4 separate regions of the Mus musculus genome follow, and all the other regions are linked to region 1. A link is a loop called in an ENCODE intact Hi-C map of the cell type or tissue named here. Cell type or tissue: gastrocnemius. All regions are shown on one strand. Region 1 has its middle 40 kb from the start of Slc22a5. Region 2 overlaps Pdlim4 (PDZ and LIM domain 4). Region 3 overlaps Slc22a4 (solute carrier family 22 (organic cation transporter), member 4). Region 4 overlaps Gm12223 (a long non-coding RNA gene).

Region 1 (2,500 bases):
CTATGAAAGCAGATGGTTGGTGGCCTACAAAGGGAGAAGTGTGACAGGGGAGCCAGAGCAGTCCTTCCCTGTCACAGGAGCAGTGAGTGAGGAGTGTGTCAGGCAGTCGGTCCTCAGATGAGTTTTACGTTCTGTTTGTTTGTATTGTGTGTGTGCTCACAAGATGTGTGTAACTATGAACACAGGAGTATGGGCATGTACAGGCCAGAGGGAACCACTGGGCGTATTTCACAATTGTTCCCCAAACTATTTTTTAATGTTTTGGGGAGAGGGGTGCACATATGTAAAGAGCAGAGAACTAGTGGGACTTAATTTTCTCCTCCCACCACGCTGGGCCCTGGGAGTCAACTCAGCTGACCAGGACTGGCACTGAGCCAGCCAGCTGGCCATTCACCTTATTCTTTGGCATAAGCTTACATTAAACTTGGAGCTCTCAGGCTAACTTACCCCAGAGGCCTCCTGTCTCTGTCCCATCAGCACTGGGTTCTCAGGCGTGTTCCACAGTGCCCAGCTCTTTTAAGCGGGTCCTGGGCATTTGAGCTCACATCCTCATCCTTGTACTGCAAGCACTTTATCCACAGGCCCAGCCAGCCGCCCAGCAGCAGCCCCAGCCCCCTCAAGTACCACAGCTCTGGCACCGCCTTCCACAACCCTCCTCCCCACGTGGCCATGGCCTCGAGTGCAGGGTAGAGAAGAAGAGGGCCAGGTCACGGGTGGGCAGGAGCTTAGGTGTGTCAGGCCAACAGTTAACAGAGAAGACTGCAGTCACAGGGCTCACTGTCTGCTTGGGTCCACCCTTCACGTTCTAGCGGGCTCGGAGGGAAACTGCTAACATTAGGTTCTGGGATAACACTTGTGTTACGATCTTAGGTCTGAAGGCCTGAAAGTGTCGCTGAAAACTGATCTGTCCCAGAAAAGATGGCATCCCAGGCTGCTCCAAGTCCCAGAAGGACTTGAATGAAGGACAAGTCAGAGTGACTTCTGGTTTTCCTCAGCGCAGCAGCGCCCTCTGGTGTTTTAGAAATAGAATAGCTACTTTCCAGGCTTTGGGGGTTGGGGCGTGGGGGGGAGTCCTCAAAGTTAGATTTGAAACCCAACAGATTTTCATTTGAGAAGTTCTATCTGTCCTTGCACTTTTATCCTCCCTGCTCTGGGAATCTGGATGCTTGGATGGTAAATGTTCATCTTAGGAATTACCCTTTTCATTGATTCTAGAACCTGAATTGTTCCCAAAGCAGAACAGAAACGAGCTTCTTTCCGCTGCTGCAGCTCTGCCAGCTCTGGGAAACTCCAGAGGCAGCTAATTTCTGAATAGCGTGTCTCAAGGTTCAAGGACGGGGGTGTGTCCTGACAGCTGAGAGAGATAGTGTTGTCTCACGGGCCAGTGACTGGTCACACACAGAGGAGAGTCATGGGCAAGTCTCCTAGAGTCTGACTCCACACAGGGTCTTATAAGAGCCACTTCTTGTCTCCTGGACAAGACAGTCTCTGTGTCTGACACTGGCCTCTTCCTCAGAAAACAACATTGTCAGAAGGCAGCTGTAATAGTTACTTCCCATTGCTGGGATAAAACACCATGACCAAGACAACTTATAAAAGAAAGAGTTTAATTGGGCTTACACGTGGGGGTCCCTTCAAGCATTATGGCCAACAGGGAAAGGAACCTCAAAGAGGCGAAAAGAAAACTCAGTTCAGCTAGGCTCAGTTAGGGTGAACCAAACTATCAGGAATCAAGAGTCTGATGCCAGGTGGTGTAAGCATATTTTAACCAAGTACGGTTTGGAAAAGTTTCCAGGCAGCAATTATCCTGATTTCAGGCACGCAATAACCCTTAATGTGTGACTGCATAGAATTTCCTTTGCAGAGTACATGGGACTATGAAGATGGGTTCTAGACCTCAAGGGTCTAGGATCTGGTGTGGTCTCTGACTGAGACAGCATAGAGATCAGCAGGCTATAAAGTACATGTGACACCCCCCTGAGGATGGATAGTACTGATTGGGAGCTAAAGGACTAGGAAGAGAATCTAAGATAAAATAAGCATTCTGGGTACTTGGGTGAGGTCTGGCTCTACAGATAGCAAAGGTCACTGGGTCGTTAAGAATATCATCTCCCAGGCTTCTGGATGGAAAACAGGTATTTATTTCCTACTCTGAGGAGACACCCTTGAGTGATGAACGTTCCTGGTTTCTCCAGCGTTTGTTTGTGAGCATGAGGAGTCATAGGGTCAGAGTCTGTGATGGTTGACCAAAGGCATGCTGGCAGGAATAGCTCTGAGCTCTCATCTTGACCCATAAGCAGGAGTAATAATGCAAGTCCTTTGAAACACCAGCCCCAGTCCCCTATTACACACACCTCTAACCCTCTAAGCCTTCCCAAATGGTTCCACCAACTGGAGACAACATATTCAAATGTATGATCCTGTAAGGAACCACTCTCATTCAAACCACCACAGCTGGCATGATTGCCCTATGACATAAAATGGCCTTTATCTGAGCCCG
Region 2 (2,500 bases), 120 kb before region 1:
AGAGGCTGGCGAGGGCGGTAAGACTCCCAACACCTTACCTCCCCTGCCTCCCCTCCCCCTACCGTGCCCAGTTTACCCTTCACCTTCCAACACCACCCAATCCACACCTTCTAGCCATCCACCCCCTCTTCAAATCCCTCTGTGCCTTACTGTGACTGTGCTCTCACCCTCCCGATTCCCACTCCACCACCCACGTGACTCTCCTTTACCTCATACAAACCAAGAACTTGTCCTCTAAGCTTCTGGTCATCGTGTTCCAGAAGCAACATCCTGCTGAAGTAGGGTTCTTATCTCACCTACCCCATCCATACCACCTGCCCTCTGGATTTCAGGGGATCGGCCTGGGTCTGGTGGTCCCCGGAACCTCAAACCAGCAGCCAGCAAGCTCGGTGCTCCACTGAGTGGCCTGCAGGGGCTACCAGAGTGCACGCGCTGCGGCCACGGGATCGTGTGAGTACCCAGTCTGCCCACCTGCACCCCCACGACCCCACTTCTGTTTTCCAAGGCCATGGGTAGAGGCTTGTCCTAGAATCTGTCAGTCACCTGTCCCTCTGTCCTCCACAACAGGGGAACCATTGTCAAGGCGAGAGACAAGCTCTACCATCCGGAGTGCTTCATGTGCAGCGACTGCGGCCTGAATCTCAAACAGCGTGGGTACTTCTTCCTAGATGAACGGCTGTACTGTGAGAATCACGCCAAGGCTCGAGTCAAGCCGCCGGAGGGATATGATGTGGTGGCTGTATACCCCAATGCTAAGGTGGAACTTGTCTGAGCTGGAAAATCTTGTCTTGCCTCTGCTTCACTTAATGTTCCCTCATGGCCTGTGTAAATATATGTCCTCCTGGCCTTTCTAATAAAGTCCTTCTGCTTGCTCTGGAACTAGCTAGTGTCTGGCCTGATAACCTCCAGTGCAGGCCATAGCTCCAATGTGTTGTAAGATCGGTTCAGGTGTCAGGCCTGTTCTAGACATTAGATTCAGTGGTGAGCCAGACAGCTCTCATGTTGTTCCCACAGCCTGAGTTGGATGGCAGAGTAAGCCATAAGGGATAGTGTCGTTAATACTATGGTCTGCTGCTGTAGTGTAACAAGGAGCCTGGCCTGGGTGAGGTCAGGAAAGCTGAGAATCAAGAGACGGAGGGAGGCAAGAGATCTCTATAGAATCAAGACCTATGCAAAAAAAAAAAAAAAAAAAAAAAAAAGCATGGACCATGACAGCCCTGGTGTGCCCGTTGTCCGCATGAGTGGCCAGGGGTGGTCCCTAGCCTGCATGGGTGGTGCCCCCTTCCTGGTACTCTCTTCCTAAGTCGCTCTCTGTCCATACACTCTATTTTTCTTCTCCTCTTCCTTCCTCCTCCCACTAGGGGGCAAGCTTGACTTTTTCTTGAGACAAAAGTCAGCGCTTTAGAACTAACACTGCCTTTCCCTCTAAGAAGCTTGGTCCTTTTCCCCCACCTGCAGTAGAAATTCTACACTCCTTGGATGCGCCCCAGTTCACTCGAAGTGAGGTCTGCCTTGTACCTTTTGGTTACATAAACCTATTCAGACTCTCACTTTTAAAACTATAAAAGTTACCGGGTTGATGAATGACTGTTGATCGCCATGTTCCGCACAGTCTGGGGAATAAGCTACCATTTCGGTTTTATTAAACATGCAGTAAGGTAAATTTAAAAGAATAAGTGGCAGATGGGTGGATGGATGGATGGATGGATGGATGGTTAGAAGCAAAACAGAACCAACTTGGCCTCAAAATGTCCAATAGGAATCGACTAGGGAAGCCCTTTTAAGGCAGTCAGTTGGAGTTTCTAATGAAGAGAATTCCCTCCGGTGAGGATTCCCAATAAAAGGACAAATAGCAACAGATAGAGATGACATCATCAAACAGACAGCCACAACACCCAGCCGAAACTGACTGGGGAAGCTGAGGCAGCAATTAAAATTTCTGAGTAAACTTTCTGAGCTTCGGCGCTTCCTGATTCAGGCCCTTTCATATCATGGGATAAACAGTAGTAATGTCTGGTCTGTACTGCTAGCCACTCTCACCTCTCTGTCCCAGAGTTAGAGGGGCAGCCCATTCACAGGCTGGCATGGGGCCTTAGAAGGTACTTTGACGGGTCTGGAGAGATGGCTCAGTGATTAAGAGAACTGGCTACTCTTCCAGAGGTCCTGGACACAGCTCACAACCATCTGCAACTCCAGTTCCAGAGGAGCTGATGCCCTCACACAGACATGCAAGCCAAACACCAAGTTGGAGTCTCTGAAATGGTGGGGAGGAGAGCAACCCTTATTACCCTGCTTCCAGAGTCGGCTTCTCGATGAACTCAAACAGCACATAGCGCTGTACCACTACGACATGCATTTCGAACCCACAGCTGTCCAGGATCCTAAATCTGTGGACCTACCCCACTGCTTGCTCTGGGTGAGAAACCACCTCGGCTCATTTGTTCAATGAGCCTGAATAATGTCCATTTGTGCTGTGTATTCTGGGCTACCAGAAGGCTGC
Region 3 (2,500 bases), 58 kb before region 1:
AGATATATTATAGCTGGGGTGCTATTCTGGGGAGGAGGTGTGCTTCTCTTGATCCAAGTGGTACCTGAAGGTAAGAAGTTGGCCCAGGCTAACAACATCCCAGAAAAAAAAAATAGATGCATTAATGGCCTAGAATATCAGGACAGGTGACCACCCTTACATGAGTCACCATTTCCCCATAACACTGCCTCAACATCACCAAACGTTCATCAGATGACAGCTGACTGTGACATGTTTACAACAACTGTCCCAGCAGGGTATGGTTGCCCATCCCTATAATCTCAGCACTTGGGAAGGAGAGGCAGGAGGACCAGTTCAAAGCCAGTCTCAGCTGCATAGCGAATTTGAGGCTAGCTCAGGTTGCATAAATCACTGTCTCAAAACACAAACAAAAACAGCAAGACCATGCAAACAGAATGTTTCAAAGTCAGCACAGGTACTTCTGGCCAAGCCAGAGAACCTGACTTCCATCTTTGGAACCCACATAGAGGAAGAAGAAGACTGTCTCCTGCAGCTCTTCCTCTGACACACACACTTCCCCCACAGAAATGAATGAATGAATGAATGAATGAATGAATGTAGGGATGGTGCAATAAGACTAAACAATGACAAAAGGTTCCAATGCTAAAAGTAATGTATTTCCTTTTCCAAGTGTGTCTAATTTTCTCCTATTGTTAAACTACAAGTTAATACATTATCAATACATTGTTAACATGCAAATAACACTGTTTGTGTTTGTCTTTAACTTTTTAACTTCTGCAGTACCAACACTTAAGCCCAGGGTCTTACACTAGCCAAACCCTCTACTATGGGGCCATATCCCCCACCCTTTATTTTTATGTAGAGGCAAAATCTTGTTAAGTGACACATCCTGACCTTGAACTCATTACATAGCCTGGGCTAGCCTTAAATCTGTAATTCCCCTGCCTCAGCCAGTGAAATACTAATAGCTGGGATTATTAGCATGCACAGGCAATGGGAGAATGGCTCAATAATTAAAATGCATGAGGACCAGAGTTCAGATCCCAGAACCCACATAAATACTGCTAAGCCTCATGGTTCATCTGTAATTCTGGTCTTTCATGACTACACACATGCAAAATCATGCAAATACATGTGCACACCACACACAAAAAAATGGAAAAAGTACTTGTTAAAGCTTTCACCACTGAACCCAACTAGAACTATATTTCTTTTTTTAAAGATTTATTTATTCATTCATTTATTTTATATGAGCACACTGTAGCTGTCCTCAAATACACCAGAAGAGGGCATCAGATCCCATCACAGATGGCTGTGAACCACCATGAGGTTGTTGGGAATCAAACTCAGGACCTCTGGAAGAGCAGTCAGTGCTCCCAACCGCTGAGCCATCTCTCCAGCCCTAGAACTATATTGCTTAATAATAAAAATCAGGAAGAACAGGGCCCAACATTTATAGACTAAATTTAACTGTATTTAACATCTAACAAGTCACTATGAAACTGTGGTATCAAATAAAAGCAGATGGACAGAGGTCACAGGATGCATTGATAATCCAAAATAAGAGTAGTTCAAAGTCCAGGCCACCTATTGCCTTCCATCTCCAACCATCTGGTGGCTAGGATTTGAGGGCAGTCTTGTCCAGCAGCACATTATGTGGGAACCATCATGTGGCAGTAAAAGGAACAATCAAACAGCTAACTGTTGGTTCTAGGAGCACCCTGTCTGACATGAGCCTCTTTTCCAGATTATAACTTTGTGTCCATTGGACTGGTGATGCTGGGGAAATTTGGGATCACCTCTGCCTTCTCCATGTTGTATGTCTTCACTGCGGAGCTCTACCCAACCCTGGTCAGGAACATGGCTGTGGGCATCACCTCCATGGCCTCTCGGGTGGGCAGCATCATTGCCCCCTATTTCGTTTACCTGGGTGAGATGTGTCTTATTCTGTCCTTAGGGGTTTTTTTATGTGTATTTTGCATGTGGGCTTATGTGCTTTGTGTGTATGAACAAGGGCCTTCTTTGGCCAGTCTCTTCATGGGAGGAGTTGGTTTGGGTCTTATGCAGCTGAATCACTCTCCATAGTCTGGCTGCTCAGTTTTACAGCCCCATTGCAGGCACATTGCATCTTAAAGCCCTCACCGGTTTCTTTTCATGATGATTCTCAGTGACCCCTTGGACTGTAATAGTAAAGTAATAGTAAGGGTCTTTCTGCTGTGTGTCTGTTGGATTCCCTTCCCCCCACCCCTCTCTCTCTCTTTAGATTTAACAAAATTTGTATTTTATGTGAACGACAGTTTTATCTGAAGGTAAGTGCAGCACTTTTGTACCTGGTGTTCAGGGAGTGTCTGATCTCCAGGAATTGGAGTGTAGGAAAGAACGAGCCACCATATGGGCACTATAAATGGAACTTGGACCCTTTGTAAGAGCAGCAAGAGGTCATAACCGCTGAGCCATCTCTCCAGGCCTGAACTCTTGTACAGATAACCTCCTCAGTGCGAGCAGGAAGCAGGCAAAG
Region 4 (2,500 bases), 330 kb before region 1:
TCTTGCCTAGCTGATTCACTGAAGGACACACTCTTTGGAGCCATGGCCAGATACCACAATGTACTCAGAGCACTCATGGGACACAGAAGGCCCTGGGATGAGAGTGATGTCTGACACTCTCCCCAGCTCTGAGTTGGACACTGAGGTGGCCCAGGTCTCTGTTGCTGCAGAAACATACAATAAGCAGAAGTTAGTGGCTGGGTAAGGAGAGAGTTCAGAAACACAAGATACATTGCAGGCAGGGAGTGGAAGGAGGAGGCGACATTCCTGAAGTGAGAATGAGCCTTCTCAGACATCCTGTGGAACGTCCTGGAATTGTCCAGTCTGTAGCCTATGGCCAGCTTGAGTCAGAAATGACCACTGACCTGTCTTACATAGGTTTACCTGTGACCTCAAACCTCAGACCCTGTCTGGGGACAGCACAGCCTTGCCCAAACACTGCCCTAGGTTAGAATCCAGAATCAAGTTGTGGTTGGTTCTTGATAGGATTTGGAGGAATATTTATGTGCCTTGGACTTAGACTGAGTGTGTAACCCTAAATACTGTGTAATGGTATTTGCTAGTGGAGTCTTGAAAAAGAGAGAAAGAAGGAAAGAAGGAAAGAAGGAAAGAAGGAAAGAAGGAAAGAAGGAAAGAAAGAAAGAAAGAAAGAAAGAAAGAAAGAAAGAAAGAAAGAAAGAAAGAAAGAAAGAAAGAAAGACGGACGGACGGACTCCGGGCTAAAGAGATTGCTCAGTGGCTAAGAGCATGGACTGCTCATATGGAAGGCCCAAGTTCAGTTCTTAACACCTTTAGGTGGCTCACAACTGCCTGTAGCTCCATGTCTGAGAGATCTAGTGCCCTCTTCTGGCTTTAATACACACAGAAGTCCCACCACCTCCCTACACATAATTAAAAACATGTCTTTAAAAAGAAAAGGACTCCTGGAAGCCCCTTGAATCCCCTTTCCATGTGAAGACATAGTGTGACAGCTGTCTGTGAACTGGGCGGGGGGGGGGGGGTGCTAACAAGCAACTGGGCTGATTGGTTCTTTCTCTTCAGACTTCTCAGCCTCTCAAACTAGAGACAATCCTTGCTGTGCATAATTCCTTGTTATAATGACCCAGGGGGACAGGTCCTTTATTATGCCCAGCCACAGACAAAAAAAGGGCACTGACTCCCTGATCCAACATCATCACAGAGCTGGGTGGCTTGCAGCTGTCATGGCCCTCAGACTGCCCTTTGTACTAGGTCAGTAAGTCCATCCAAAGGGCAGCAGAGGGCAGCAACACTCCATGGTAGATCTGAGAGGACAGGCTGATAAGGCCACCTTCTAGAGAGTAGGTCACACCAGCCACTAGCAATTTCACTTATCTTTTATCTTAATTTTACAAGTACAGCTTTCCAGGAGGGCAAGATAGGAGGCACATCTTTTCTTTACCTAAGATGATGTGGGACCCCAGAAGAATGAATCAAGGAGAAATTTCCAGAAAGGCAAGTATCTAAGGAAAGGAACCTGGCTAAACAATTTGAGACTCACCAGACAAAGAAAGGTTTTTCCTCCCTGGTTTGGATTACCATTTGAATCAGTTGCTGAGGACCTCCAAGGCTTTCCCCCTGCAGAGGCAGGGATAATGAGATAGAGGTTAGTGCCTACTGGAGCCTCCTGACTCTGTCCAGTTAGCCAGCAAAATGCAAGGAGAGGTGGGGGTCGGTACATGAAGGGGATGGATGGATAGTGATCTCGGGTGCCTTACACTAGAAGCGATGCTCAGGAGTTCACCCAAGGGACAGGACTCCCCCCAGCAGGCAGTGGATGGGCAAGATACAGGGAGGAGTCAGGTATCCGGTTCTGTGTGGTAAAGACATAGATGTCTTTAGTGTAGGGTGAGTTAGGCACAGGAGAGTCTGAGTAGTCAAACCATTCAGTGTGATTGAGGACCTAGTGACCAAGGTGGAGGCAGGATCCCTTCTGACCTCAGCTGGTCCCTTCACCTCATTCTTACTTCTCTATTCCCAGAACAGCCCAACCAGCATGACAACCATGGAGATAAGAAAACTAAATGACCGAGGCCTGGGGTGTGGCAGGTGTAGAGATGTGCATGGTTACTGAATTTACAGCAATAGGAAAGGGCCAGGGCAGAGGGAGGGAGCTGTGGGTATCATCAGAAATCAGTCCTAAAGAATGGAGAGGATGGGGGTTCCAGGGCCTGGGATGGTGAGAGAACATGGAGGAGAGGGAGACCCAGGTTGACAGAAGGAGTTCTCATGGGGTGAATGGGGCTTCTTTCTCCTTCAAAAAACTTGAATTTGGGCTCATGGCCATGGATGTGTATTGGGCAAAGATGCTGTCTTCCTGGAGTGAAGAGGGACACAGAATCCCCACGGGGACCGAAGTTGTCGAGGATTGCCCCTATTATGACGGTAGAAGAGACTGAGGCACAGAGAAGCCCAGGCCGTGGGACTCATGAGCTTCTGGAGCACTAATCCTCACTGTGTCTGCTGGTACCACTGAGGCACA

Evidence for each region. A loop is a pair of places that touch in the nucleus more often than their neighbours do. Peaks named below come from ENCODE experiments on the same cell type or tissue, not always from the same donor. Only the 100,000 strongest peaks of a DNase experiment are listed, where the experiment ranks them.
Region 2: it touches region 1 in a loop (2.6-fold over the local background); 16 of 42 quality-filtered maps call a loop at or near these places.
Region 3: a loop joins it to region 1, with 2.7 times the contacts of the local background. A loop is called at or near these places in 15 of 42 quality-filtered maps.
Region 4: a loop joins it to region 1, with 7 times the contacts of the local background. A loop is called at or near these places in 10 of 42 quality-filtered maps.

Annotation. Positions count from the first base shown.
Region 1 is chr11:53,930,067-53,932,566 of GRCm38, reverse strand. No RefSeq gene overlaps it. Among named protein-coding and RNA genes, the nearest start is that of Slc22a5, 40 kb to the right of the region's middle. In gastrocnemius, a CTCF peak has its summit at 1,011 (motif pointing left); DNase peaks (open chromatin) are centred at 404, 685 and 948; H3K4me3 peaks cover 222 bases; H3K27ac peaks cover 386 bases.
Region 2 is chr11:54,053,307-54,055,806 of GRCm38, reverse strand. It overlaps Pdlim4 (PDZ and LIM domain 4), which reads left to right. Exons shown (of 7, transcript NM_019417.3): 5 at 1-17; 6 at 333-450; 7 at 568-879. The coding sequence ends at 772. Among named protein-coding and RNA genes, the nearest start is that of Pdlim4, 14 kb to the left of the region's middle. In gastrocnemius, a CTCF peak has its summit at 1,360 (motif pointing right); DNase peaks (open chromatin) are centred at 479 and 1,339.
Region 3 is chr11:53,988,194-53,990,693 of GRCm38, reverse strand. It overlaps Slc22a4 (solute carrier family 22 (organic cation transporter), member 4), which reads left to right. Exons shown (of 10, transcript NM_019687.4): 7 at 1-70; 8 at 1,730-1,912. Among named protein-coding and RNA genes, the nearest start is that of Slc22a21, 9.1 kb to the right of the region's middle. In gastrocnemius, a CTCF peak has its summit at 1,255 (motif pointing right); no DNase peak of the experiment used is centred here.
Region 4 is chr11:54,255,944-54,258,443 of GRCm38, reverse strand. It overlaps Gm12223 (a long non-coding RNA gene), which reads right to left. Exons shown (of 9, transcript XR_003949549.1): 8 at 1,520-1,596; 9 at 1-164. Among named protein-coding and RNA genes, the nearest start is that of Csf2, 7.3 kb to the right of the region's middle. In gastrocnemius, a CTCF peak has its summit at 1,259 (motif pointing right); a DNase peak (open chromatin) is centred at 1,257.